Linked DNA regions of Homo sapiens: region 2 is linked to region 1. Evidence: chromatin loops called from intact Hi-C (ENCODE). Cell type or tissue: psoas muscle. All regions are shown on one strand. Each heading gives the region's core, and the rest is flanking DNA. Links, peaks and the distances in the headings are about the cores only.

What was found. Hi-C counts contacts between places; a loop is a spot of excess contacts. Peaks named below come from ENCODE experiments on the same cell type or tissue, not always from the same donor. Only the 100,000 strongest peaks of a DNase experiment are listed, where the experiment ranks them.
Region 2: it touches region 1 in a loop (2.9-fold over the local background); 9 of 110 quality-filtered maps call a loop at or near these places.

Annotation. Positions count from the first base shown.
Region 1 is chr1:205,250,974-205,262,757 of GRCh38, forward strand. The region is part of intron 2 of TMCC2 (transmembrane and coiled-coil domain family 2); the gene reads left to right. Among named protein-coding and RNA genes, the nearest start is that of TMCC2-AS1, 20 kb to the left of the region's middle. RefSeq lists a silencer at 788-985 and an enhancer at 6,360-6,869. In psoas muscle, for the core only: a CTCF peak has its summit at 5,381 (motif pointing left); DNase peaks (open chromatin) are centred at 5,348, 8,038 and 8,678; H3K4me3 peaks cover 1,231 bases; H3K27ac peaks cover 5,428 bases.
Region 2 is chr1:205,170,398-205,182,181 of GRCh38, forward strand. All of the region lies in intron 2 of DSTYK (dual serine/threonine and tyrosine protein kinase), which reads right to left. Among named protein-coding and RNA genes, the nearest start is that of DSTYK, 35 kb to the right of the region's middle. RefSeq lists an enhancer at 4,302-4,803. In psoas muscle, for the core only: no CTCF peak of the experiment used is centred there; a DNase peak (open chromatin) is centred at 5,154; H3K4me3 peaks cover 282 bases; H3K27ac peaks cover 7,763 bases.

The DNA of each region.
Region 1 (11,784 bases), core at 1,395-9,394:
TGCCACATCCCTGAGATGAGAAACGTGACCCCAGTCCCCTCTGGGGTGCCAGATGAGGCAATGGATATACAGCATCATTAACCTGATCCCTGCTTCTGCCTCTTCTTTTCATAGGCATATTTTGGGCTTTCTCTGTATATCCCACAGAGCAGAGGGCGCTGAAATAGAAGTAAAACTGAATGACTGAATGTACACACCCTATTGCATTCCTTCTAGGCTCCTAGGGAATCAGAAGCTCCCCTGAGCTGCAGTAGGGAGTTGGGGGAAGTGAGTGTCATTTCTGGGGACAGCCTTTTCCTACCTCCCTTCTCTGTCCAGGGACAGGCTCTTGGACCCCTAGCCCATTTCCCAAATCTTCCAGAGGCCAACCTAGAGGCCTCCTGCCCGCTGCTGCTTTTGTCCTCTTTGATCCCCCTCCAGGTCTGATTCTGGGAGTTCTCACTCTTCCTTTCCATTTCCTCTTCCTTACAGTTCTCCAGATACCCCACCACTGGGACCCTAGAGCTGAGCTAGTGTCCATAGCTAGTGAATAATTCATCAGGCTCAGCAAGAGCTAAATTAGACCCAAGGTGATACTGTGACCAGGAGGCCTCCTTTGGGCATCTGGAAAGGCGAATCCTGCCCTGGAAAGACAAGTGCTCTGTAACATTAACTTCATTGTATAAGGTTTCTTCATTGCCTGAGAAGGTAGCTTCAGATCCAAATATAATCTGGGCCCTGTGCCTGTCCACTGACTTCTCAGGGGCTCAATGGCTTATGGGCATGCCCCCCAAGAGGTGCCACTCATGTCCTTTTGAAAGCCTTCCTGGCATCAACAGTCAGCTGAACAGCATGCTACAGTTTGCAGAATGCGTTCACACACATTTCTCGTTTAGTCACGTCAGCTCATGGTATGCTCTGAGCCCTTGAGTCAGCAGGAGCACACCAGAATTCGGTGTTTCAATCCTCTGCTTTTAGAAAGGAATTATTCCAAATTATTCCTGGCAAATAGGGTGGGGTAGAGGGTGCTCTGCTTCCTAAAAGTTGCCCAAAAAGGAGATGTGGCTTCCTCTCCGGGTCACTTTCTCTTGGGCCTGTTCCCAGTAAAACCTCCTCCAGGGAGAGTGACTATAAAGGCATGAAATCATCCGTCTTTCCTACCTGCCTGGTACAGATTTTGATTTGCCTAAAAGTGACCTATGTAAGTGGTTCTGTTCACTGCCCAACATCTGGGCTCATGTCTGTGCCCAAGAAGGACTACCTAAACAGGAGTGTCTGTGGCATTAGATGGGCAGAGGACCAGCAGGAGAGATGGCATACTCCCTCCCTGGAAGCAGCTGAAAGGTGCCCTGGTGTGTGCATGTGGGTGCTGCCCTGCAGCTTCCTCCACTCTGGCCTGATCTGTCTGCTTTCCCAGCTCACACAGCTGTGCCTATTCCTCCACGTATTCCTAGGAAGCATGCCCACCTGGGTTGCTGCTGTTCACGCTGAAGAATATTATCCTTCCTCTCGCATTTCCCTGGGGGTTAGCAGAGCTCTTTGGTCACATGGGTTTCTAAGAAGATGCACCTTCTGGCTTGATCTGAAAGTGAATACTTGGGGAGGGAACCTCTGAAAGATGACCATTTTCCAAACCTCCATTTCCAAGCAGGCTTGGTGAGCATAAAAGAAGCCGCCAGCCTTTCAAAGAGGAGTCCTCACTGGCAGATTTTCACAGCACATTTGGGGCCTGAAATTTTTTTAAGGCCTCACCTTGTATTCTAAGCTACTAAATTTAGCTACTTTTTAGCGTGGTTCTTTGCTCCTAAAGCCTATGACTTCTCCAGTTTCCCACCCTTCAAAATGTGTGGTTTGTGATTTTTTTTTTTTTAAGAGAAAGAAAAGTAGGCCAGGTGCAGTGGCTCATGCCTGTAATCTCAGTGATTTGGGAGGCCAAGGCAGGAGGATCACTGGAGGCCAGAAGTTCGAGGCCAGCCTGGGCAACATAGTGAGACCTTGTCTCTCTTAAAAAAAAAAAATAATAATAATAAAACTAGCTGAGTGTGGTGACATGCACCTGTAGTCCCAGCTACTTGGGAGGCTGAGGCAGAGGATCATTTGAGCCCCCCAGAGTTTGAGGCTTCCGTGAACCATGATCACACCACTGCACTCCACCTTAGGGGAAAGAACGAGACCCTGTCTCTACAAGAAAAAGCAAGAAAAATAAGATGATTTTAAAAGGGCAGTGGGGAGAGAACGGAAGAATAACAACAAGGCAAAGGAAGAGAAAATAAAAAAAATAAGATTTAAAGAATACTAAAGAAAGAAGGGGCATGGCATAAAAATTAAGGGAAGAGAAAGAAGGATGTGGAAGAAAAAACTAAACTAAGGGGAACCCAGTAAAAGGGCTGAGACCTTCCAGACGTGCAGAGAGAAGAGCCTGTGCCCAGGACCTGGGCTTCCTTCCAGTCCACCCTTCTCAGATGACAAGAGCCTATCTGTCACCCCCGCCTCAGGCTTAACTTGGAAGGGTGGAAAGAGTGAAGCCAGAGACCCCCTGCCACAGCTCAGCTGCCCATCCTGTGAATTGATAGTGACCACTCTGTGTCACTGAGATGTGGCCTCCATCTCTGCCAGGCCAGAGAGGAGGCGCCCCAGGGATGTCCAAGACTGACCAAGAAGTGCAAGTGATGTGGCTTACTCCACAGCTCCTTTTCTTTGCAAAAGAAGAGCTGCTTTGCAAGTGGTGTCCTTTCAGAGCCCACTGCTTTAGTGCCCTTGGCAGCTTTTCCCAGGTGTGCCTGCAACTCTCTTTGCTCCTGATGGCAGCTACTTCTTTGGCTTTTTCTGTTTCAGACCAAGTCTTCCAGGTACTGTCTGGAATACTGTGGTTTGTGTATGCATGTGCACATACATCCATGGTGAGGGAGCTTCAGGACCAGTCACCTATTTCAGTAAAACTTAGAAAGTGCCATGTGTTTGCACGAGGGCCCTGGGAGATAATGGTCCTATGTACCATTTGCAGCTAGGAGAAGTGAGACTCAGCTGCACAGAGTCTCCAAGGCTTGGCTCATTCACCCTCTCCTCCATCTCCTGATGCCACTGGTCTCACTCTCCAAGGCCGCCTCGTCCAAGCTGCTGCTTTGTAGTTGCTCCTGCCTCCTCACAGTTGTGAAGCGGCACGGACAGAACATGGAAGCCGCACAGCTAGCAAGTGGCAGGGTGTGGATTTTAGACCAGGTCTTCTGACTCCCAAGCACTCTGTGGGCCACTGAAAGGCTCATCCAGTGCCCAGCGAGCCCAGCTCTGGCACATCTTCCTGCCAGACACATTCACCTTAACCCCCTGTCTTTACGCCGTCCTCCCATCACATTTGTGGAAACAGTCTCAGCGCCTACAGTGACTTGACCAAGGTCACTTAGAAAGCATGGAAGTGAGTCTCACGCCCAGGGCTCTACAGGGCCTTTCCCACCATGCCACCATGCTTTGGGCTATCTGTTCCCCACCCCCACCACAGGAAGCTCTGCATCCTTGGCAGATTTGGGAACACGTCTCATGTATAAAGACGAGCAGGCTTAGAAAAGCATTGCTCTGCTGCTAGCTTGCCTGGCAGACATCTCCCTGGTTCTTGTTTGCTACTTTTCTCCTAGTGAACTATTGGTTCCCTCCTGAACCCCTGTTTTCCTGCTGTTCAGTTATTGTGCTGATGGGTAAGCTGCTCTTGGAGTGGAGCTATAACCTTCCATTAGGGAGCTGCCAGGTGCCTGTGTTGGGGGCAGCTCTCCCCAGTTCATTCTGGTGGTGCAGCATGGCCTTGCAGGAAACTCTTTCTGTTGCTTCTGAGCCCTCCTGATCCCGGGAAGCACAGAGAGACCTACCATGCAGAGTGAACCCCAGGGCTCTCAGCTCACTCGGCCCCTCCCCACCTGTCTCCTGCTGCCACTGCCTTCTCTTCCTTTTCCTCTGCTTAATAAGAAAAAGTTTAAAATGTTAGCTTGGGCTGGGCATGGTGGCTCACACCTGTAATCCCAGCACTTTGGGAGGCCAAGGCAGGTGGATCGTTTGTGCCCAGGAGTTCAAGGTCAGCCTGAGCAACATGGTGAAACCCCATCTCTGCAAAAACTAGCTAGACATGGTGGTGCACACCAGTAGTCCTAGCTACTTAGGTGGTTGAGGTGGGAGGATTGCTTGAGCCTGGGAGGTCAAGGCTGTAGTGAGGTGTGATCGTGCCACTGCACTCCAGTCTGGGTGACAGAGCAAGATCCTGTCTCAAAAAAAAAAAAAAAAAAAAATCCTAGCTTGGTGGGGCCTAGCCTGGAGCGGGCAGAGAAGGGGTATCTTGGCCGGGTGCAGTGGCTCATGCCTGTAATCCCAGCATTTTGGGAGGCTGAGGCGGGTGGATCACGAGGTCAAGAGATCAAGACCATCCTGGCCAACGTGGTGAAACCTCGTCTCTGTACTAAAAATACAAAAATTAGCTGGGCGTGGTGGTGCACGCCTGTAGTCCCAGCTACTTGGGAGACTGAAGCAGGAGAATCGGTTGAACCCAGGAGGTGGAGGTTGCAGTGAGCCAAGATCGCGTCAATGCATTCCAGCCTGGTGACAGGGCAAAACTCCATCTCAAAAAGTGAAAAAAGAAGGGGTATCTTGAGTATGAGAAGACCAAGCTGTCTTTGTTTCTACCTGAGACAGAACTGCAGTGGCTGGACTGCCTTTCATGGCAGCTAAATGAGGTAGATCATTTCATTGTTTTACGATGTCAGTATTGAGGGAGGATCAGTCTTATGCTAGGCACAGTGAATGGTCCAGATGAACATAAGATCTGATCCCTGCCTTATCATTTAATAGGGGCATAAGACCTATTTACAAATAACCCTTATGCAAGAACAGTGCTTGGTGCGAAAATATAAAGTCAAGATCCAGTACCATAGGAGGGGGATCATTTGCAGAAGTAGGGGAGCTGCCAGAAGTGTTCCCTGGCCCTACAGGTCAGAGCTGGCCCCAGAAATTGGGACCTATGTAATATGCTTTGCCAGGCTTCTTCACAAACCCCAAGTCATCAGCCAACCACAAATGTTTGTATAGTTTCCATGAGCCCAGGGTATGAGGACTCCTGATCTCAGTGATTTTGGCCTGCAAGCCCTGGCACTGGCTCCCAGAGATAGCACTGGGCCCTTATCTCTTCACACCTTCTTGAATTTGGGACTACCCAATCAACGTGACGCGTGTCGGCCATCAGTATTTAAGCCTGGAGTTCCTCACCAGACTCAAGTGGGTGCAGAATCCATGTCTTTCTGAACGACAGTTCTGCTGTGAGAAGCTGCCATTAGAGAGATCCAGCAGGCCCCAGGACTCAGCTGGCCAGCCGGTGACACTGCTCACTGCTCATTGTCCTCAGCTGTGGACCTCTGTCCCCCTCTGCTGGCCACTCACAGAATTTCCTGCTGGCACTGTCAAGATGAAGTCCAAGGAGGAAGAGACTGCTGTGAGTTTCCCATCTGTGCTTTATCTTGGGTGTTTTTGCCAGGGCAATGCTGGCAGAGACTGGGAAGCAGAAGCTAGTGCAGAAGTGGCCATTGGTGTCCAGGGCAGAGACTGGATTTCTGGGACAGGATCTCAGGGCAGAAGAATTCCCCTGGTGAGGCTGGCTGCTGTCAGCTTCCTCCAGGTGGTTATTGGAGTAGAGAAACTGCCTTGGAAGTGATGGTGCCTTAAGCCAACGGGCAGGGCAGCAGGGAGAGGAGGAGAGGACTCTGGCTGGAGCTGGCTGTGTTAGGATCTGCCAGGGAGCCCCCCTCCAGGCTCTAGTCTTTTTTGGCTTTGGAGAGCTCTTCGCTATCCTGGAAGGCTGGCTGGGAGGCTCACTTCCATTCCGAATCCATGAGACTGCTCTGTTTGTGAGAGGAGCTTCTGATCATGGGAGGCATTTCTGTGAGATGGGAGGGGTGAGGTGGAGTGCCTGTCTTCTGGGTGGTTGAAGGATGCAGGTGCACATGTCATGTGTCCTCGTGCACATCCCTTTCAACCCCCTTTGCCCCCCACCCCCACCCCTCCTCATTGATGCCTGTCACACCTGGGTGTCCTTATGCACACAACTCACAGTGGAACAGCTGGACTTGTGGAGGGGCATCTCATCAGAGCTCGGTCCTCCCGCGCTCGGTGATCCTCCCTGTCTCCTGCCAGATGGGAAGGAGCAGCCCGTGAGCCCCAGGGGAGGGGGAAATCTCCTAGAGCAATCCGCCCCTAATCCCCAGGCTGTGCCTCAGTCTGGAGATGGCGGCTGCAGAGTCTGGGAACTCAGGCACACCTGCTCGCAGCCCAGTGCTGCCCAGGGTCTGTGACCCCGGGGGCCTGACACAGTCCGCAGACAGCTGGGGCCTCAGAGCCCCGGGTACCTCATCGCCGGCACGGCTTCGGGAAACAGTGCCCACACAGGTGAGGCGTCTGGTGGGTGGAAGGAGAGAATTTCACCGGGCGGGGTGGAGTTGGGGGATGGGAAAAGGCCTGTTCTGCAGTTAGTCAGGTGGGCTGTGCTTACACTCCAGTCTCTCAGGGAGCTCTCCTCCAGGTATAGAGAACTGTTTGTGGGTGGGAGAAGGGAGGAGCCTTAGGCTGCCAAATGCTGGGAGAGCCCCTGGGGTTGGATGTGGGCGCCCTGTGCAGGAAGGCAGGTGAACCCTGGCAGAGATGCCTCCAGAAGCTGTGGCTATGTGGCACTTCAGCTGGGGCCCAGGCACCTTATTAAGTGGAGGGGTGTTCCTGGTTGTGGTCGCTTGTGTCTGTGAAGAAACAGTGACAGGAATGGGGACTGTGAAGGTCCAGTGAGTGCTGACCCCAGGGAGACAGTGGGAGAGGCCATAAGGAGTAAAATGTTTGGGTACTGAGAGTTTTTAGGGAATTCAGAGGATGGACAATGGAGAAGACCTGAATATGAGAGGGGAGCTCGGGGCCCCAACTGGGATCTGTGGGTGTGAGGAGACGAGGAGGGTGCAGGACATTTACTGGACAAAAGGGCTTTGTTCTCCACAGGGCAGACACTGAGGGGAGGATGTAGTTTTCATCAGAACTGAGGGGTGGCCCTAATGGAAGGGGCTAGAAGCCAAGGGTTAGATGAGAGGGATGTCTCCACCAGGACAAGAGAGTAGCCCTTAGGGTCAGGGCAGGAGGAAGAACTTGCTGGCCACAGGAGGTGGCAGGTGGAAGCCTCTACCTGGTGTCAGCTGATAATAGGCAGCTGGCTCTGCACTGCCTGGAGATGAGTAGTTGCTGCTTGAAAGGATGAGTGAGTGACTTTCCTTGTCTCTCGGTAGTTTGCACCTGAAATCCCCTTGTAGTAGAGCGAGATGCCTTTTAAAGCTACTGAGGGCATGCTCTGCCCTTCGAATCCCCCATGTGGCAGCTGGGGCCTTGCTACAGGGGTTTTGTCACCCCCTTGTGCCCATGGTGAACTGACTCAGGTCCATACTGCCCCACATGTGTCCCATTCAGTGTCTGAGCACGTGGTGCCTGCCCTCTTGAGAAAAGCCGCTTAGGCTCCCAGGCACCAATTAAACCGATAGGTAGGCTCTTTCTCCACCCCCACCCCTTTGCCCACCTGGGAGCACCCGGGTCAGCTGTGATGACACATCCAGAGCTGGAGTGAGCAGCTTCCTGTTACCCACATATCCTCACCAGGAAGGCAGAGAGCCACCAGCCCCACCGGGCTATTCCTGCTGAGTTGAAAAAATGGAATGGGGAAAGCCTCTGACTTCAGGACCAAGGGTTGGAATAATTTTTCCACCCTGCTCTTGCTGGAATGTTGGGTTGGTACAAGAAATTTCAAGTTCCTTCTCTCCCAACTTTACCGTAAGGTCACATGACCTCTTTGGGTTGAAGGATTTTAGCTGGCTGTAGGCTTTCCTCTCCATCCTAGTCTGGTTGACCTCCCCTTCCATCTGAGAATGGGTAGAAAAAGGGAATCTGAGCGTTCTTTATCCCGAGAGGGCCACTGAAATCAGAGTCACGGGGCAGCAGTCAGCAGATTGAAGCATCTCTGCTGAGTCACCCAGGCCTGCCAGCCCCGGGGCCGCACTCGCCTGCTGGGCTCTGACCCACTGGGAGCCCAGACCTTGCTCCCAGGAGCGGTGTTCTGCACAGGCCTGGGCCTGCTTGTCTAGACCCATAGACAAGCCAGGGTTGACACCTGACTCCATTGTCAGGATGACTGGGCTGCCCTGCTTTCCTAAAGGGAAGCATAGGAACCCCCAAAGCTTTTTCTTTGTCTTTTTTTTTTTTCCATCTAAGAGTGACCTTATATTGTCTTTCCAACTCCTGAGCAGATGGCTAACATGAGAAGGCCCCTTTCTCCCTGTCAGCCTGCTGTGGGGACCCTAACGGGTTCTTTGCGAGTCTGGGAAGGGGCTGCCTGCCTCAGAGGGAGGAGGGTCAGAGGTACAGCTTTCTCGTGCAGCTGGGAGCACAGGTGTGGAGCACATGTTCCTTGCAAATGGCAGCTGTTTCTGTGGTCTATCTTGAAAACTGCTTAATGCATTTACATTATGAAGAAAGAGAACCACGATTCACATTTCCCAATTTACATAGCTAGTGCCCTTCCCCTCCCTCCACACAGCTTCACTTAAGCCTGGATACTTTCTGTTCCAACAGTGTCTACTGTGTGCCTCCCGGATATCGGGGATCCAGGCTGCTGGGCTAGTGTGTGAGAGGAAGCACCGGTGTCCCATGTCCAGGGCCGGGTTGACACGAGGACACTGAGTTCAGGCCCTGGGAGGAGGTGGAAACCCCAGGAAGTTCCACGGGAGCCAGGGCTGGGAAGCCCTGATCCGGCAGCTCCTTATAATCTGGCAGAGAGCCTAATCCAGCTTCATTTAGTGTTGTGAAAGGGGCCAGGGAGGTGAGTCCGGGGTGCCACCAAGGCCATGTGGAGGGGAGCCCCCAGGTGTGCGTGGGCTGAGGGTAGATCTCACTGGAGCAGGAAGAGGAATAGGGAAAGTTGGGTCTTGGACACTTGAGAGAACGTCCCAGCTCTGGCTTATCCAGACATTTGTCAGCACTTCTCAGCCCTCAGCCTTTGTGTAGAGCAAGATGTAAGGCCCTGGCTGGTAGGGTCCCTGAGCAGGGGGCATTCTGGTGTGGAGGGGGATCATGGAAGAAGTATGACTCTCCCTCCACGGTTCTCCTCTTAGAGCTTGCCCAGCCCATTCACAAGGATTAATCTGGAGTCAGGTACCTGTGGAGTGGCCAGCCTATCTCAGGCAGGTTGGGGTGGGGTGAGGAGGTCATGGTGTGGGGGCCACAACTCCAGGTGTGGTGCTGGTGGCTGGGCATGGATAGGGAGCTGGGTGGCATGGGCCAAACAGGACTCTGTGATGGTCTGGAGAGAGGAGCAGTGGTTCCTGTGTAGCCCACCTGTGCCCTGCTTTGGGCTGGGGAACCTTGGGCATTTCTGCCTGCTACTGACTGGGAGTTGAGTGATCTGGTCTTTTTAGTCAACCAGCTGCACGACAGGGGTATTAGGAGTGTGTTAGGAAGAGCTGCTACCCTACTAAACCTGACACAGTGAGCTGAAGGACCCAGAGACCCTCCTGCATACCCACTCTGTAATGGACAATGGTGGGAGCTGTGGCCCAGGCCAGTGGAGGACCCTGGCCTTCCACACCCAATTGTTGAAACATCACCTCCATCTAGTTCCTAAACATTTTCAGCAACCCCAAGGAAACCCTGTACCCATTAAGCTGTTACTCCCCATTCCTTCCCCCACCCCCACCCCAGCCCCCTGGCAGCCACTAATCAGCTTTCTGTCTCTGTGGATTTAACTGTTCTGGATATTTCATATAATGGAATCATTCATTATGTGGCCTTTCTTGTCTGGTTTGTTTCACTTAGCCTAACATTATTGAGGTTCACCCATGTTGGAGCATTACCGGCACTTTGTTTCTTTCATGGCCGAATAGTATTTCATTGCAAGAAATGTCACATTTTGTTGACCCATTCATCAGTTAATGGACATCTGAGTTATGTCCACCTTTTGGCTATTGTGAATATTGCTGCTATGAGCATTTGTGTACAAATGAGTGTTGAATACTCATTTTCAATTCGTTTGGGAATTGAAAATATCTAGGAGTGGAATTGCTGGGTCATAAAGTAATTCTATGTTAACTTTTTGAGGAACTCCCAAACTGTTTTCCACATCAGCTGTGCTGTTTTATGTTTTAGGTATGTTGCACAAAGCTTCCAATTCCTGCACATGCTCACCAACACTTATTTCCTTTTTTTTTTTTTTTTTTTTTTGAAGCAGGGTCTCACTCTGTTGCCCAGGCTGGAGTGCAGTGGTGTGTGTGATCATAGCTCACTGCAGCCTCGAACTCCTGGGCTCAAGCCATCCTCCTGCCTCAGCTTCCTGAGTAGCTGGGACTACAGGCATGCACCACCACACCTGGCTGTTTTTTTATTTTTTGTAGAGACAGGTCTTGCTGTGTTGCCCAGGCTGGTCTTAAACTCCTGGACTCAAGCAATTTTCCCATTTTGGCCTCCAAAAGTGCTGGGACCACAGGTGTGAGCCGCTGTGTGCAGCCCACTTATTTCCTTTCTAAAAATTACTAGGGGCTGGGCTTGGTGACTCATGCCTGTGGCCCCAGCTACTTAGGAAGCTGAGGTGGGAGGATTGCTTAAGCCTGGGACGTCGAGACTACAGTGATCCACGATCATGCCATTGCACTCCAGTCTAGGCCATGGAGTGAGAACCCGTCTCAAAAAAAAAAAAATTATTATAGTCATTCTAAGGGTGTGAAGCGTCTCTTAATTTGTTCGTATTTGTTTCTAAGCACCTGCTTTATGCCCTTTACTCAGTGTTTCATCTCATCGTCCTGATAGCTCTCAGCTGGTAAGTGACAGAGCCAGGATCTAAATTAGTGCCCAACTCCAACTTTAAAGCCCTTTCCTTTACCTTCCGCAGACCCTGTATCCTGTCTCATGGCTGTTCTTTTTGGCAAGTCTTTCTCCTTTTCTCACCCTCTGTCCTGTTCCAGCACTCTGAACAGCTTTCTCATCTTTTTCTTCTTGTTCACTAATTTTCTTTCCTTTGTTAAAGCATAATCTTTCCTTTGTTAAAGCTGTCCCTATCTGTGTACCAGCTCCTTGGCTCTGTTTACCTTGGTTGCCCTCTCTCCATCGAGTCCTGAAAGGTAGCTGTCACCCTGGGTACATGTGCTGGGGAAGGCAGGGCATGGAGAGCTCCCCACCTTCTTCAGACATGCCAGCTCCCTCCACGGGGAAGGAGAGCAAAGTGATGTTCTGTGATTGGAGACCCAACAGCAGATCCCAGGCATTGTAAACCTCTGTGAGGGGTAGGAAAAAGCCGGCGTCCTGCTGCAGGACTCCCAGGCTGGAATCTTGACCCTGGGGTAGAGAAGAGGGGCTAGCAAGAGGACCAGGATCCCAGCCCAAGGCCCCTCCACACACCAGGCCCAGGAGTGTCTCTTCTCTCATTCCTGGGGATTTCCCAGCCAGCTCCGACTCTGCTTCTCAGAGTTGTAACTAGACAGCTCAGCCTCTCAGGGATCTGGAGGTCTTGGGTTTCCTCCAGGGATGGGGGCAGGGACTAAAGATCCTGGAGGGGAAGGATGGGGGGATGTCTGCTATTTCCTGTTAACATGCAGGGTGTTTCCCTTGTTCTCCAAACTTTGAAATAACCTTTCCTGGGTTTGGTCAGCTTGTGTGTGAAGAAGGCAGATCCAAGTGAGATAAATGTGAGGTTTGCCCCAGAGGGAGGCTACCCCATTCTTGATTTGAGGAGTGTCTCAGTGCAGGCTGGGGCTCCAGGCAAACTCT
Region 2 (11,784 bases), core at 382-8,381, 82 kb before region 1:
TATTTATAATCCACTTCTTTAAAACCTTTCTTTCCCCCATGGGTCTGTAAACTCTTTGAGGGCAGGGACTGGGTCTATTTTGCTTACTATCGTAGCTCCAGTGCCTAGCATGTGGTAAGTCCTAAATACTGTTGAATTAATCAATTAAGCAGGAAACGAAAAGCCAGGTTCACCAAACATTATTACTGTCCTGTTCTGAGTCTGTAGATATCCCGAAGTCTTAGCAACCTAAGTCTAAGAAATACCTTTAGGAATATGATCGATCACTTGGTATGGCAAAGACCAAGGTTTGCCTATCCAATATCTAGTCTCCATGTTATAAGTGAAGGCAATGTCCTTTACAGATAGGGGTATCCGATAAGTGGGTGGGGTTTCCAGGAAAGCCCTTTAGGGTACAGGGGGTGGATTCTACCAGGAAATATGTCCTTTGGCCTTGTCCTTCTTCCTGCTTGGAGCACAGATGTGACAGCTAGAACAGCAGCGATCACTCAGCAGCCCTAAGGCAAACCTGATGGTGGAAGCCAGCACTAAAGATGATGACACCAAAAGAAAGAGGGAGCTTAGGTCTCTGGTGATCACAGAACTGCCATGCCAGCTCTCAGTTACCTAGCTTCAGACTTCTTTCATGTAAGGAAAAAAAAAAAAACCCAAAAACTCTATCTTTAAGTTCCTGGTTTTTTTGTGTTTGTTTGTTTGATGATCTGTTACAATTGAACCTAATCCTAACTGAAATACCCAAGTTTGCTAAAGTGAGTTTCGAGAATGATCTTTAAGCTCGGCGCAGTGGCTCACACCTGTAATCCCAGCCCTTGGGAGTCCAAGGCAGGAGGATCGCTTGAGGTCAGGAGTTTGAGATCAGCCTGGCCAAGATGGCAAAACCCCATCTGTACTAAAAATACAAAAATTATCCGGGTGTGGTGGTGGGCGCCTGTAGCCCCAGCTACTCCAGAGACTGAGGCAGGAGAACGGCTTGAACCCAGGAGGCGGAGGTTGCAGTGAGCTGAGATCGCCCCACTGCACTCCAGCTTGGGCGACAAAGCAAGACTCTGTCTCAATTAAAAAAAAAAAAAAAAAAAAAGATCTTTGAGGTTTGAGGTTTAGAAACAAACCTTCCACAGGTCCTTTGCCTCGTCTGCACTTTCCACTTTGTGTTCTGCTTCTTTCCTGTGAAGGTTCCAAACACACAAGAGCATATGTCCATCTACTGCATTTCCATCCATTGCACAGGTTGTTCCTCTGTGTCTCTGACATTGTCTACTTTGCCTGGCATTCCAGGTGTAAACGGTTAACTAGGGACTCACACATATTAATATATTACCACTGTAGGTACACAGACTCCTGATGTCTTCAAGGGTCTGTAAACTCAGAATCAATCCTCCATAGAATTCTAGCATATTTTAGAGTTATAAAAGAACTCAACACAAATATGCTCAAGTTTGTGTCCTTAACAGTTATCAGATGTTGAATATTTACTTTGTCTGAAGTCTAAAAGATACACAATTTCGTTTCTTTCAGATGATTATGCTGTTTTTATTTCTTACCCTATCTGAGCAGCAGGTTTATTGATTGATTGATTGAGATGCAGTCTCACTCTGTCACCCATGCTGGAGTGCAATGGCACGAGCTCGGCTCACTGCAACCTCTGCCTCCTGGGTTCAAGTGAATTCTCCTGCCTCAGCCTCCCGAGTAGCTGGGATTACAGGCACGCACCACCACGCCCGGCTAATTTTTGTATTTTTAGTAGAGATGGGGTTTCACCATGTTGGCCGGGCTGGTCTTGAACTGCTGACCTCAAGTGATCCACCTGCCTCAGACTCCCAAAGTGCTGGGATTACAGGTGTGAGCCACCACACCCAGCATGAGCAGTAGGTATTTTTGATAAAAGTTTTTCTGTTTGTTTGTGGTTTTTTTTTTTTTTCTGAGACAAGGTCTTGTGCTGTTGCCCAGCCTGGAGTGCAGTGGTGCAATTAAGGTTCACTGTAGTCTCAACCTCCCAGGCTCAAGTGGTCCTCCCACCTCAGCCACCCAAGTAGCTGATACTACAGGTGTGAGCCACTACGCCCAGCTAATTTTCATTCTTTTTTGGGTTTTTTTTTTTTGGTAGAGATGGGGTTTTGCCATGTTGCCCAGGTTGGTCTTGAACTCCTGAGCTCAAGCGATCTGCGCCTCAGCCTCCCAAAGTGCTGAGATTACAGGTGTGAACCACTGTGCCCAGCCTTGAGTTTTTAAAATCTTTTTTATTTCCAACAAAGCACAAATATCTCACTTTCTTTTCTCACAAAGAACTATGCTATATTCTCAGATAGGTCACATAACTTTAATTTGCCTGGCCACTTTGAACTCCCTAAAGCTCAAAGTGCTTTTAGCATCTCACCATTTGTCATTTTAGCAAACACTACATAAGTCAATCCACCCTTTATCCAACCCCAAGCCAAGAAGAAATTTGCTGTTTCATCTGTGTCTCAAGTTGCATGGAATGTTTTCTGGTTGGAAGACTAGTCTGATGCTCATCTTGCTATTCAAAACAAACCCCCTTTCACTACCCTGAGTCACACATGCTACAGTATGAATCATTTCAGTCAGGCATATTCAAAAAGTTGGTAAGTAACAAATTTTAAGGTTTAAAATAGAACATACAACTGCATAAATGACAACATTATAATCACATATAACAATGAGATAAAGACTAAAAGGAAAGGAAAACAGTTACATTAGGCTGGGTGTGGTGGCTCACACTTGTAATCCCAGCACTTTGGGAGGCTGGGGTGGGCAGATCGTTTGAGGTCAGGAGTTCAAGACCAGCCTGGCCAATATGGGGAGACCCCGTCTCTACTGAAAATACAAAAATTAGCCAGACATGCTGGTGCACACCTATAATTCCAGCTACTCAGGAAGCTGAGGCAGGAGAATTGCTTGAACCGAGGAGACGGAGGCTGCAGTGAACTGAGATCACACCATGCACTCCAACCTGGGTGACAGAATGAGACTGTCTCAAAAAAAAAAAAAAAAAAAAAGAAAAGAAAAGAAAACAGTTACATTAAAGTAAAGAATTATAGGTGGAAATATTTTTTATATTACAAAGCTGCCCTAAAGACATATTTTTTAAAAGATATAAATCAACCAATCAAATTTATGAAAGGAAAGCCTAAATATTCAAAACCAAAGTATTGTTTAGAAATTTCAGGAAGAATTTTGTTTGTTTTTTCTGATGGATTATCTTAAAATTCTAGAATAAATTTTCAGGTTTTCCTTAAAGGACCATTTTGTGTGCACAACAGAAACATCAGCCAAAGCTGCCAAGTCCATTTGTAAGACCAATACGGTTGTTTTTTTTTTTTTGAGATGAAGTCTCGCTCTGTCGCCCAGGCTGGAGCGCAGTGGCACGATCTTGGCTCACTGCAACCTCTGCCTCCTGGGTTCAAGTGATTCTCCTGCCTCAGCTTCCTGAGTAGCTGGGATTACAAGGCATGTGCCACCATGCCCAGCTAATTTTTGTATTTTTTGGTAGAGATGGGTTTTGCCATGTTAGCAAGGCTGGTCTTGAACTCCTAACCTCAGGTGATCTGCCTGCCCCAGCCTCCCAAAGTGCTGGGATTATAGGCGTGAGCCACCATGCCTGGCCCAATACTGTTTTTAAGAGACCAGCTGACTTTATTTGCTCATAGGTGTAAATTCATTATTAAAGAAATGAATTTTGGAAGTCAGGCACAGTGGCTCATGCCTGTAATCCCAGCACTCTGGGAGGTTGAGGTGGGCAGATTGCTTGAGGCCAGGAGTTCGGGACCAGCCTGGCCAACATGGCCAAAACCAGTCTCTATTAAAAATACAAAAATTAGGCTGGGCAAGGTGGCTCACACCTGTAATCCCAGCACTTTGGGAGGCCGAGGCAGGTGGATCACGAAGTCAGGAGTTCAAGATCAGCTTGGCCAATATGGTGAAACCCTGTCTCTACTAAAAATACAAAAATTAGCTGAGTGTGGTGGCACAAGCCTGTAGTCCCAGCTACTCAGGAGGCTGAGGCAGAAGAATCACTTGAACCCAGAAGGAGGAGGTTGCAGTGAGCTGAGATCATGCCATTGTACTCCAGAATGGGTGACAGAGTGAGACTCCGTCTCCAAAAAAAAAAAAAAAAAAAATTAGCTGGGCATGGTGGCATATGCCTGTAGTCTCAGCTACTTGGGAGGCTGAGGAATGAGAATCACTTGAACCTGGGAGGTGGAGGTTGCAGTGAGCTGAGATCACACCACTGCACTCTAGCCTGGGCAACAGAGTGAGATACTGTCCAAAAAAAAAATTACTTAATTAATTAATTAAAAAAAGGGATTTCAGGCTTTATTTTTAATTTTTTTTTTTTTTTTGAGACGGAGTTTCACTCTTGTTGCCCAGGCTGGAGTGCAATGGCACATCTTGGCTCACTGCAACCTCCGCCTCCCAGGTTCAAGCGATTCTCCTGCCTCAGCGTCTCGAGTAGCTGGGATTACAGGCATGCGCCACCACGCCGGGCTAATTTTGTTTTTTTAGTAGAGATGGGGTTTCTCCATGTTGGTCAGGCTGGTCTCAAACTCCCAACCTCAGGTGATCCACTCACCTTGGTCTCCCAAAGTGCGGGGATTACAGGCACCAGCCACCGTGCCCTGCCATGGATTTCGGGCTTTCTAATGGTAGAGTATGGCCTGATATATTGGCACCCACAAAGAAGCTGCCCTTTTTTTTTTTTTTTCTGAGACAGAGTCTCGCTCTGTTGCCCAGGCTGGAGTGCAGTGGCGCAATCTTGGCTCATGCAAGCTCCGCCTCCCAGGTTCACGCCATTCTCCTGCCTCAGCCTCCCATGTTGCTGGGACTACAGGCGCACGCCCGGCAATTTTTTTGTATTTTTAGTGGAGTCAGGGTTTCACCATGTTATCCAGGATGGTCTCGATCTCCTGACCTCGTGATCCGCCTGCCTCAGCCTCCCAAAGTGCTGGGATTACAGGCGTGAGCCACCGTGCCCGCCAGAAGCTGCCTATTCCTAAATATACCTTGTACTAAACAAAAATGGATAGAAAACAGGTATCATGCTCTGTCTTCTCCCTTCCCCAGTTGACCAACATGTGCAGTTGGTCTCACTGCTCTGAGTATCATGATTGTCAGAAGATAGGCAAAGAGCTGCTGGCAGAGACCCTGGCAGCAGTACGAATTAGGCTGGAATGTGATATGCGATTCTGCAATACTCAGTGAAGGGATGACTCATGCTTGACGGTTATAAACAAAAAAGGACGCCAACACTGTTTCCTGGAGACAGGGAGTGAAAAAATAAAAATTAATATAAAGAGGATGAGCCAGAGCTGTTATGGGCCTTAGTATGGCCACCTGAGAGGGAAGTCTGACCTCAGACTGTTTCATGGATGGCTATATACCTTCTTAGCACCTAGAACAGTGCCTGGCACTTAGTAAGCATCCAATAAATAAACATGGAATGAATTAATGAAGAAATGATGCTCAAAGCCACTTTCAATCGGCATATGTAAAATCTTCTATCTTTCAACTCCCATCCCACACATTTTATCCCACACATTTATCTGAAATTGCATTTGCCTCTACTCCAAGAATAAAGCAATGAGTAAGCATTTTGCTCCTAACTCAATCAAGTAAAAAGAATCTCAAGGAATCATGACAATAACCCATAATTCCTATATTGAGTCATAGTGAATTCCTAAAGAGATTTCTCTTGTAGAACGCATTCTGCATAAATCTGTGGAGTTTACAGAAGTTGATCTGTTACCACCCATTTTCTCGGCATGATTAAGAAATGCAATAGAGGCTGGGTGCAGTGATTCACGCCTGTAATCCCAGCATTTAGGGAGGCCGAGACAGGCAGATCACCTGAGGTTGGGAGTTCAAGACCAGCCTGATCAACATGGAGAAACCCCATCTCTGCTGAAAACACAAAATTAGCCGGGGTGGTGGCGTATGCCTGTAATTCCAGCTACTCGGGAGGCTGAGGCAGGAGAATTGCTTGAGCCCAGGAGGCGGAGGTTGCGGTGAGCCGAGATCATGCCATAGCACTCCAGCCTGGGCAACAAGAGTGAAACTCCCTCTTAAAAAAAAAAAAAAAAAAAAAAAAAAAAAAAAAGAAATGCAATAGAAAGGAGCTTGCTACTCTACAAACACCAGAATATACTTCTTTGGTTTTGTTTTGGGTATAAAGTGTAAAATGACACTATTTTATTTATTTTTAAATTTTTTGTAGAGACAAAATCTCACTAAGTTGCCCAGGCTGGTCTTAAAACTCCTGAGCTCAAGCGATCCTCCTGCCTCAGCCTCCCAAAGTGCTAGGATTATAGGCATGTGCCACTGTGCCCAGCCAGTGACGCTATTTTAAATGCCAAGAAGTAATCACTCAATCACTGACGAAGGCTGACCCCTTCCTAAGAATACTGACTCTTATAGGTGAAGAATCCTTACTCTGTAGCTCATGGCACATTACTAAAACTCTATTATAACAAAGGATGATTATACTAACTGATAATTCAAACAGAAAACAGTGGCCTGGCACAGTGTCTCACGCCTGTAATCCTGGCACTTTGGAAGGCTGAGGCTGGAAGATCCCCTTGAGCCCAGGAGTTCGAGACCAGCCTGGGCAATATGGCGAGACTCCATCTCTACAAAAAATAAAACAAATTAGCCGGGTATGGTGACACCCACCTATAGTCCCAGCTACTCAGGAGGCTGAGGCAGGAAGATCCCTTGAGCCTAGGAAGTTGAGGTTACAGTGAGCCGTGATCACGTCACTGCACTCTAGCCTGAACAACAGAGTGAGACCCTATTTCTAAAATATAAACAAACATACAAACAAAAAGCCAGAAAACAGTTATGTACGCAGGCTAAAGTTGGTAGGTAGCAGATGTCTTTGCTTTCTCTAGAGTTCTGAAGCCTCAGGTTCACACACAACTATATATTAGTAATTGTCCTGCCCTTGGACAGCCTTGACCTCTATCCTTGTCCCCATATTCTAGCTACTTTACTTCCAATTCTCCTCTCGTGACATTCTCATGGGGCATTTGAAAGGTTTCTCCTGTTTGTTTTCACACAGGGCTGATTCTTTTTCATTTCTAAATAGTTCCCTGAACCATCACTCTTAAATATTAATTACATATTAAGTAAAATACCTCCCTATTTTTGTTATTGTATAGAAAATACCTTGACTTGGCTGGGTGTGGTGGCTCATGCCTGTAATCCCAGCACTTTGGGAGGCCAAGGCGGGTGAATCACTTAAGGTCAGGAGTTTGAGACCAGCCTGGCCAACATACTGAAACCTTATCTCTACTAAAAATACAAAAATTAGCCAGGCATGGTGGCAGGCACCTGTAATCCCAGTTACTCAGGAGGCTGAGGCAGGAGAATCGCTTGAACCCAGGAGGCGGAGGTTGCAGTGAGCCAAGATCGTGCCACTGCGCTCCAGCCTGGGAGACAGAGCGAGACTTCATCTCAAAAAAAAAAAAAGAAAAAGAAAATACCTTGACTCTTTTTGGTACATATACTTTCCAAGGGGGAGCTGCAACCAAACAGGCTATAACATGTTTCTAGGTTATAACATGCCTCAAAGAAACTGGGATCAATGTGAAGGCAAACCAGAGTTTTATCCCAGTAGTCAACATTGAATGGATACAAGCTCATCTCCCTACCTAGTAAAAGCATCAGTGTGTAACTCAGGCCAGATATAAGACTTAGAAAAAACAGAATCACAGTCATAGCCCTCAGTAGCCATAGAAAGCATGAGACAATCATGCTAAAAGTAGAAGAATATTTATAATCCCAAACACCCCAAAGCAAAGGCTTTAGCTCTGATTCTCAACTCATGAGCATGAAGACTTTAAGGATCTCAACTCTCTTCTCTCTATCTCGAATGACAATGGATTAGGTAACCGACAAGTTGATAAGAATATATTGAATGGTCTCTATGCATTCTACCTAATGGACAGTCAAACACCCAGGTATCTACTGATGCAGATAACAGTAGAAATCTGAATTTTATTCTCTTGCCACTTACTAGATTGAGAGAGAGAGACAAAATATTTTCTCTAGAATGGAGAAGAGGGAAATAGAAAGGAGGGAAAACTTTACCTTTCAACTTTTATATACTTCTGTATTATTAACCTTTTATAACAGCTTTCTCCTTTCATTTTATTACAAAAGTAAGCCATAATGAATTATGAAGAACGTTCTCTCTAATAAGAGTAGAAGAATAACTATAAGTAAGTTGGAACAAGAAGCCTTAAGTTTTGGGAGGAGTTCCAATGTGGATGATCGTCAGGGAAAGGATGGGTGGCTGAGAGAGCAGGAAATCTTCTCAAGGACACTGATTTATTCAAAGGCAGGTGGAAATGGGCTTACTATGTGCCAGACACTGTGGTAGGTGCTTTCAACACATTCTCTCACTTTAGCCTCATACCAATTCTAAAAGATAGGAATTATAGGCCGGGCACACTGACTCATGTTTGTAATCCCAGCACTTTGGGAGGCTGATGCAGGCAGACTGCTTCAGCCTAGAAGACCAGCCTGGGCAACATGGCAAAACCCCATTTCTACAAAAAAATACAAATATTAGCCAGGCATAGTAGCATGCACCTGTAGTCCCAGGCACTCAGGGGCTGAGGTGAGAGGATCACTTGAGCCTGGGAGGTTGAGGCTGCAGTGAGCCAAGATCTTGCTACTGCACTCCAGCCTGAGCGACAAAGTGAGATACTGTCTCAAAAAAAAAAAAAGACAGGAATTATAGCCCCATCTTACAAATGAGAGAACAAAGTGACACAGCTAAGTGACAAAACCAGGATATAAATCCAGGTCCATGTAGCTACAAAGACAATGTTTAAACAGTCATTGAAGGCCCACTGTGTGTCAAGCACTGTCTGATTTGGTGTTTGGGAAGTTATGAAAGTAGAATAAAAGATAGACTAGATGCGGCCGGGCGTGGTGGCTCATGCCTGTACTCCCAGCACTTTGGGAGGCCGATGTGGGTGGATCTTGAGGTCAGGAGATCACGAGCATCCTGGCTAACGCGGTTAAATCCCATCTCTACTAAAAATATAAAAAAATTAGCCGGGCGTGGTGGTGGGCACCTGTAGTCCCAGCTATTTGGGAGGCTGAGGCAGGAGAATGGTGTGAACCCGGGAGGCAGAGCTTGCAGTGAGCCGAGATCGCGCCACTGCACTCCAGCCTGGGCAACAGAGTGAGAGTCCGTCTCAAAAAAAAAAAAAAAAAGATAGACTAGATGCTTTCAGGGGTCCTAACAATTCTAGCTAGGGTTCTGTATTAAGAAGTATATGCTGGTTACAAAGTAAAGGCTTTGTTATCAAACAAGATAATATCCTCTATGGATTGGCTGAGACATCACAATAGCAGTCAAAAAGAAAATATTGTTAATAGTCCTAACAACAGTTTCTGCCCGTTGACAATACTTTTCAATCTCTGAGTCTCTGAATTAGGGAAGATTCCCTACCCCATCCATCCTCTACTCAGAAGGAAACAAACAAATATGTGAGATAGTAAAAACAGAAAGGAAGCCATTTGGTGCAGGAAAGAGGTAGAATCCTAGCAAAGGCAGAAGACAAAAGAAGAAGATTAAGACTGTGACTGCTGTCAGATTTTTGCCTCAAGAGCTAACCCTGGAAGGCCAGAGATGAATCACTGACAGTGAATTGAGAAAATACAGCCTCAGCTTCAGGATGTTATTTTGTTTTGTTTTGTTTTTACTTTAAGTTCTGGGATACATGTGGGGAACGTGCAGGTTTGTTACATAGGTATGGTTTGCTGCACCTATCAACCCGTCATCTAGGTTTCAAGCTCCACCTGAATTAGGTATTTGTCCTAATACTCTCCCTCCCCTTTCCCCCCAGCCCCCGACAGGCCCCCGTGTGTGATGCTCCCCGCCTTGTGTCCATGTGTTCTCATTGTTCAACTCCCACTTATGAGTGAGAACATGCAGTGTTTGGTTTTCTGTTCCCGTGTTAGTTTGCTAAGAATGATGGCTTCCAGCTTCATCCATGTCCCTGCAAAGGACATGAACTCATTCTTTTTTATGGCCACACAGGATGTTTTTATTTATTTAGTTATTTTTTGAGACAGAGACCCAGGCTGGAATGCAATGGCGCGGTCTCAGCTTACCGCAACCTCCACTTCCCAGGCTCAAGTGGTCTTCCCGCCTCAGCCTCCTGAGTAGCTGGGACTACAGGCATGTGCTACCACACCCAGCTAATTTTTGTATTTTTTGTAGAAAGAGGGTTTTGCCTTGTTGCCCAGGCTGGTCTCAAACTCCTGAACTCAAGCGCTCTGCCTGCCTCGGCCTCCCAAAGTGCTGGCATTACAGGCGTGAGCCACTGTGCCCAGCCAGGCTGTTCTTTTAAGAGATATCAAGGTTACTATAGTGAGCATAGGGATTAAAAAAAATTATTGCCTCTGAATCACACATATCCTTCATAGGTATATTAGCCTATAACAGGAACTCCCAGGTTTTTTGGTAAAGAGCAATGTATGCAGGATGGTTAGATTTTACTATGTATGCTAGTGCATGCTAGGGTAAAGGTGAGAGAGATATTAAAAACAAAATAGGATTACTGCCATGAAGAATTTATAATTTAGCATTTACCTGAACTTTCCACATCCTTTTTAAATATATCACTTCAGTTTCCTTTTTTTGCCACATAAAATAAGAGTTTTTAAAATTTTAATTATACCTCTAGAATATCATTTCTTGTTTCTCTGTCCTGTACATATAAATGATCCTTGTTTCTTTTCCCTTGGAGTTGACCATTTTTTGGCCCAATTCCATAGACTCCTTCCTCCAACAGTATCTTCTTGCCCTGAGGATCTCACTCAGCAGTCTTTCCTACCTTTTACCTATCAACTTTTATCTTTTAACCTAGATATACTCAAGAGACAATATGGTATCTAACTAAAGGTAAGTAATATATAACAAATGTTGGGTTTGTTTTTTTTGAGACAGAGTTTCACTCTTGTTGCCCAGGCTGGAGTGCAGTGGCATGATCTCGGCTCACTGCAACCTCTGCCTCCCTGGTTCAAGTGATTCTCCTGCCTCAGCCTCCTGAGTAGCTGGGGTTACAGGTGCCTGCCACCATGCCCAGCTAATTTTTGTATTTTTAATAGTGACAGGGTTTTACCATGTTGGCCAGGCTGGTCTCAAACTTCTGACCTCAGGCGATCAGCCCACCTCAGCCTCCCAAAGTGCTGGGACCACAGATGTGAGCCACAGATGTTGGGGTTTGTGTGTGTGTGTGTGTGTGTGTGTGTGTGTGTGTGTGTGTGGCGGGGCAGGGGTGTGGTTTTTTTTGAGATAGGGTCTCACTCTGTCACCCAAGATGCAATGCAGCCTCGACCTCCTGGGCTCAAGTGATCCTCCTGCCTCTGCCTCCTATGTAGCTTGGACCACAGGTGTACACCTCCACACCTGGCTAATTTTTTGTAGAGACGAGGTCTCACTTTGTTGCCCAGTCTGGTCTTGAAATGCCAATACCTAGACAAGAATTGAGAGATGCCAGTTTTCTAGCAACAAACAGTGTTTAGTAAATTTGGGGTTAAAATTTTATGTAAACTTGTCATTTTAAGATCCTTTATAATGCTTATGAGTTGTAAAAGCATTAATTACTGAAAATTTTAAAATAGCAATATCTGTTTATTAAAAACAGGTTAGCAAAACAGACGAACAAACAAACAAAAACAATTAGTGGCCAGGCGTGGTGGCTCATCCCTGTAATCCCAGCACTTTGGGAGGCCGAGGCAGGCAGATTG